2 separate regions of the Homo sapiens genome follow, and region 2 is linked to region 1. A link is an interaction called in ENCODE POLR2A ChIA-PET data of the cell type or tissue named here. Cell type or tissue: GM12878. All regions are shown on one strand. Links, peaks and the distances in the headings refer to the core of each region. The heading gives the core; the rest is flanking DNA. Region 1 has its middle 4.1 kb from the start of ZSCAN4. Region 2 has its middle 2.1 kb from the start of ZNF749.

Region 1 (2,912 bases), core at 250-2,749:
CGTGGATCACCCCGTGGAAATTCTCCAGGGCGCATCGAAGCTTAGCATGTTTAGTGGAGACTTGGACAAAGCCCCGAGTCTGTACAGGACCTGTAGGAACCATGGCAGGCATCGGCTGCTTCATAAGGATCTGATATGGTTCCTTTTTAAAAAGCGCATTCTTCAAAAGGCAAACTACCCAATTTCCTTTTAAATATGAATACAATACAACTTATAATACATACACTTGTCAAAATTGTGTGCAAAGAACTGCCAAAGTGACTTTCTCAAATTAAAAAATTGTCCTAAGATGATTTTCTGTAAACCTACTTGGGCCTCGCAAAGATATTTTAAGTATCAGTATTATTATTGAGACGGAGTTTCACTCTTGTTGCCCAGGCTGGAGTGCAGTGGCACGATCTCGGTTTACCACAACCTCCACCTCCCGGGTTCAAGCAATTCTCCTGCCTCAGCCTCCGGAGTAGCTGGGATTACTGACGTGGGCTGCCCAGCTTATTTTGTATTTTTAGTAGAGATGGGGTTTCTCCATTTTGGTCAGGCTGGTCTCGAACTCCTGATCTGGTGATCCACCCGCCTCAGCCTCCCAAAGTGTTGGGATTACAGGAGTGAGCCACCGCGCCCGGCCTTGGATTAATTTTAGAAAAAGGGTGACTTTAGGTCAAACACACATTTACAAAAGAACAATGATTCACCCAGGAGCTGACAGGTGCAGACTGATGTCAGTGAACTTGTCTGCTGGCTGCTTTTGTATGAGCTTTAAAAAAAAAAGTATTAAAATTTAAAATACAAAATTTGACACCAAGTGTAAACATATTTGTGTCTGCAGACACTGGAGATACCAGGTGCCTCCCTGTATTTAGCAGCCTACACAAATGGTAAGGGGTGTGCTGCGGGATTTAGCCTGCTGGAGTGGCTGGGATGGGAAGAACCGCCAGAAGCCAAGTAGATACACTCCAGGAAAAGTATCAGAACTGAAGTTACAGAAAATGGAATCCTAGCAGCACAGTGGCAGCTAGATTCTTTTTGCTTTTGTCTGTAGCTTGCATTAGCAGAGTGCAATATGCAATTACTATCCACTTTACTATTCTAATCGTGCAGAGATCCCAAAAGGTAAAAGACCCCTATGCTTCCAGCCAGCAGCGGCTTTGCATGAGGACTGCCAGGCTCTCAGACCCCACATCCCTTGGCCTTCTTAGTGGGGAGAGCTCCCAGAATGCCGCTGGCTAAAAGCCTATTTTGCCCCTGGTCAGTCATGGAATAGCCCAGTTTAGCCTCATTGTTAATGAAGGACATCAATCCCAGGCCGGTCTCCATGAGGAGGGGGCGCTCCACGACCAGCACGCGTGCGCTTGTCCTGGAAAAGGACTTTCCTTTTTGGCGTTTTTGACCTTGGATTCACAGAGCCTTGAAGCTTTTCATCTGGCAGAGTTGCTGTGTTCTCATCCGCAGCAGCCATAGCGTGTTGTATGAAATTGGCACAGGGTACGTTTGTGGACCAGGGATTCCATCTGTTTAAGAAGGAAAGGCGACTTCGCTTGCCCCACTGAATTCGAATCCCAAAACCTTCTCGCTTGTTGAGCGATTTAGGGGGAAATTGGAATTCTCCGCAGGAGACGGCATGCCATCCGGGCCGCCTGCCAGCCCTGGAGTCAGATGAAGCCGTCTTTACCGCTGAGCGCTCCCTGCCCCGTGACTAGCTCCCGCCGCTGCTTCTCACTGTCCCAGGGGCCCCTCGGCCTGCAGCCGCAGCCCCGGGTCTCGCTGTCCTCCACGGCCGCACGACCGCGCCGACTCCTCCCCCGCCCCGGGTGCTGCGGGGCGGGAACACCAAGGATTCCCTGACCTGGGCGGCGCTGGGTCCCAGACGCTGAGCGGCCACAGCGCCTAGAGCCGCCCCGCGCCGCGCCCCAGCTCCTCGCCCGCCGCCAGCAGCGTCCTGGGGCTCTTGCTCGCCGAGTCCACCGAGCCCCGCAGCTGCGGCATCGCCGCGCCCGACCCCGACCCCCGACCCCTCACTTTCATCTGCCCAGGAATTTCTTTTCCCTCCCTCCCTTCCTCCCTTCCTCTCGTCCTCCCTTCCTCCCTTCCTCCCTTCCTTCCTTTCTCTTTTTCTTTTCTCTTCTTTTTCTTTTTTGACGGAGACTCTCTCTGTCGCCCAGGCTGTACTGCAATGGCACGATCTCTGCTTACTGCAACCTCCGCCTCCCGGGTTCAAGCCATTCTCCTGCCTCAGCCTCCTGAGTAGCTGGGACTACAGGTGCCTTCAGCTAGCCCGGCTAATTGTTTTTTGGTGTTTTTAGTAGAGACGGGGTTTCACCATGTTGGTCAGGCTGGTCTCGAACTCTTGACATCAGGTGATCCGCCTGCCTTGGCCTCCCACAGTGGTGGGATTACAGGCGTGAGCCACAGCGCCTGGGCTTCTCTAGTAATTTCAAAATCGTTTTATTACAATTCAATAAAATTTAAACAAATCAAAATTTAAAGCATGCAATGAAGAGGATTTGTTCAATAAAGATAAATTCAATTACCAATAGCTTTTTTTTTTTTTTTTTTTTGAGACAGGTTGTCACTCTTGTCACCCAGGCTGCAGTACAGTGGTGGGATCTGGGCTCACTGCAACCTTTGCCTCCCAGGCTCAAGAAATCCTCCCACCTCAGCCTCCCGAGTAGCTGAAAGTAGCTGGGATTACAGGCTCATGATACCACGCCCAGCTAATTTTTTTTTTTTTTTTTTTTTTTTTTTAGAGACATGGTTTTACCACGTTGTGCAGACTGGCCTCGAACTCCTAGGCTCAAGTGATCCTCCCGCCTCGGCCTCCCAAAGTGCTGGGATTACAGGCGTGAGCCACTCGCCCCCAGCCTATAGCATTTTCCTGACATAAAGGTCTACCATTATCTTAATGGTATAGAAAG
Region 2 (2,912 bases), core at 118-2,617, 230 kb after region 1:
ATATGCCCAGGGTGGCCCATCTACAGCTTGGTTTTAACAATTTAGGAAGACGTAAGACATCAATCAATACATGTAAAATGTACATTGGATTCCTCTGGAAAGGCGCAACTGGAAGGGAGGGGCGGGGCTTCCAGGTCAGGTGGGTTCAAAGATTTTCCGATTGGCAATTGGTTGAAAGAGTTTGTATCTAAAGACCTGGAATCAGTAGAAATGGTTGTCTGGGTTAAGGGGTTGTGGGCCGGGCGTGGTATCTCACGCCTGTAATCCCAGCACTTTGGGAGGCCGAGGTGGGCGGATCACCTGAGGTTGGGAGTTCGAGACCAGCCTGACCAACATGTAGAAACCCCATCTCTACTAAAAATACAAAATTAGACGGGCATGGTGGCACATGCCTGTAATGCCAGCTACTCGGGAGGCTGAGGCAGGAGAATCGCTTGAACCCGGGAGGCGGAGGTTACGGTGAGCCGAGATCTCGCCATTGTACTCCAGCCCGTGCAACAAGAGCGAAACTCCGTCTCAAAAACAAAAAAAGACAAGGGGTTGTGAAGACCAAGGTTATATCATGCAGATGAAGCCTCCAGGTAGTCTTATAAGGCCTTATGATAAGGCCTCAGCTCCTGAGCTAAAGCTATCTTCCCACCTCAGCCTCTAGAGCAGCTGGGACTGTAGGTACAGGACACCGTCCCTGGCTTTATTCAGCTTTTTACAATGCACTACAAAAAGTCGGCATTTAGAGCTATTTTTCTCTCACTGCAATTGAGTAGCAGTGAGAGAAAAATTGAGTAGCAATAGTATTGCCATCAGGTGGTGGCAATACTACCTGAAAACCATGCCCCCAACAAATGAAGATTTGGATAATGCCTTATGGTCTCTTCTGCAGGATTAGTGAAGGAAGAACAAAGAAAAGACCAAAAATTAAAACCCATTCTCTTTATATTCAGAAAAGGAAAGGGCTATTTTTTGGCCAAAGCGTTACAATTTAGTTTGCCAACCAGTTTAAAAAAAAAAAAAAAAGGAAAAATTAACTCTGCCCAACTGAAGGTCTGGCAAAAACAAACCTTTGAAAGGGTTGTGGGAAATTAATGAATATTAAACTAATTTTCAACATAACCAGTTAAAAATAAGAAATCCCACTAACGTGGATAGTTCCTTATTTAGGTGTGAGAAATTTGCTATACAAATGGACAACGGCTACACCAAATATAAAAATTGACTCTGACCCATAATCTACACCAACCCATTCAGAAATCTAATGTGGTATCTACAGTAACCACTCCCAAGTCAGAATACTATGTCTAGCAACAAGGCCAGGAAGCCAGACAACATCCCACATAACAACTCGCTTAAAATGGCTAAGACATGACTAAGAACTGACAGCTTTCTAATTGTTGCCCATATGTTCAACTTAGGACCAACTGGAGAAAGTCAGTGCATCACTAGCCAATCACATAGGATGTCAACCTTCTAAATAACCCCTTCACACACACACACACACACACACACACACACACACACACACACTCCTCAAGACTATAGCCTCCAGTCATGGCATACCTAATACTTTACCTTTTATCTACTATGAAGCTTTTTACACCTCTGCTTGCCTTTCAAGCTCTGCTGAGTGCAAGAGATTGTGGATGACTCCTTTACTACGGTGTGGTCTGATTTAATAGGCTATGTTTGTTCTCATTTGGGTCTTCATTTATTTCCAAGTTGTCTGTTTGCAGTCCATGAATGCTACCATTAAGCATACTTCTTACTAATGAAGGTGCAGTGAACAAAGGATTGATATAATTAGATGTGACCATTGTAGAAATTATGTTACAATGTATCATACTTACAGAGGTCCCAGTGAAATAACGTCTAACCTGTTCATCACCATGGGCCATAGTCATCAAACAGGTATAGTAACCACAGAGGTCCTTTATGCTTTGCTCTTCACACCTTGTCAAATCCATGATGACATGTTAAGTTAGCAACAAGTTTGAACACTACTGTCTTTGCACTGGGTTTCTTGGCTATTTAGACTCTGTTTAGTCCCCCCCACCTTTTTTTTTTTTTTTTTTTTTTTAAGACAGAGTCTCACTCTGTTGCCCAGGCTGCAGTGCAATGGCAGGATCTCAGCTCACTGCAACCTCCACCTCCCAGGTTCAAGCAATTCTCCTGCCTCAGCCTCCCGAGTAGCTGGGACTACAGGCTCGTGCCACCACACCTGGCTAATTTTGTATTTTTAGTAGAGACATTGGCCAGGCTGGTTTCGAACTCCTGACCTCAGGTGATCTGCCTGCCTCAGACGCCCAAAGTGCTAGGATTATAGGTGTGAGCCACCGCGCCCCGCCTCCTTTTTTTTTTTAATTGGCTCCCGTGACATTGCCATCCTTGATAGTATCACACCATTTCTTTTCATCTCTTTTTGCTATCTTATATGTAACAGTTTAGTGATGTACTTTCTTAAAGCATTGTCATGAAGAGGATAATAATAGGGTAAAACTCAAGCATAGGCTGGGCGCGGTGGCTCATGCCTGTAATCCCAGCCTTTTGGGAGGCCGAGGCAGGCAGATCACCTGAGGTCCGGAGTTCGAGATCAGCCTGACCAGCATGGAGAAACCCCATCTTTACTAAAAACTCCATCTTTACTAAAAAATACAAAATTGGCCAGGCATGCGCCTATAATCCCAGCTACTCGGGATGCTGAGGCAGGAGAATTGCTTGAATCCAGGAGGCAGAGGTTGCAGTGAGCCAAGATCACGCCATTGCACTTCAGCCTGGGCAACAAGAGTGAAACTCCGTTAAAAAAACAAAAACAAAAAAAACTCAAGCATAGGCTCTAGTGACTTGTTTCAGCTAATATCACAGACCAAGGGTTTTCTGATTCTCAACAGACTGGTGACCATTTGGACAGACTTTGCTTT

The links. ChIA-PET counts read pairs that join two places held together with the same protein. Peaks named below come from ENCODE experiments on the same cell type or tissue, not always from the same donor. Only the 100,000 strongest peaks of a DNase experiment are listed, where the experiment ranks them.
Region 2: POLR2A ChIA-PET joins it to region 1 with 12 read pairs; 2 of 35 experiments call an interaction of 5 or more read pairs at or near these places.

Annotation. Positions count from the first base shown.
Region 1 is chr19:57,663,351-57,666,262 of GRCh38, reverse strand. It overlaps a transcript of ZSCAN4 not described here and the pseudogene TPRG1LP1. Among named protein-coding and RNA genes, the nearest start is that of ZSCAN4, 4.1 kb to the left of the region's middle. In GM12878, for the core only: no CTCF peak of the experiment used is centred there; no DNase peak of the experiment used is centred there.
Region 2 is chr19:57,431,721-57,434,632 of GRCh38, reverse strand. It overlaps a transcript of ZNF749 not described here. Among named protein-coding and RNA genes, the nearest start is that of ZNF749, 2.1 kb to the left of the region's middle. In GM12878, for the core only: no CTCF peak of the experiment used is centred there; no DNase peak of the experiment used is centred there; H3K4me3 peaks cover 119 bases.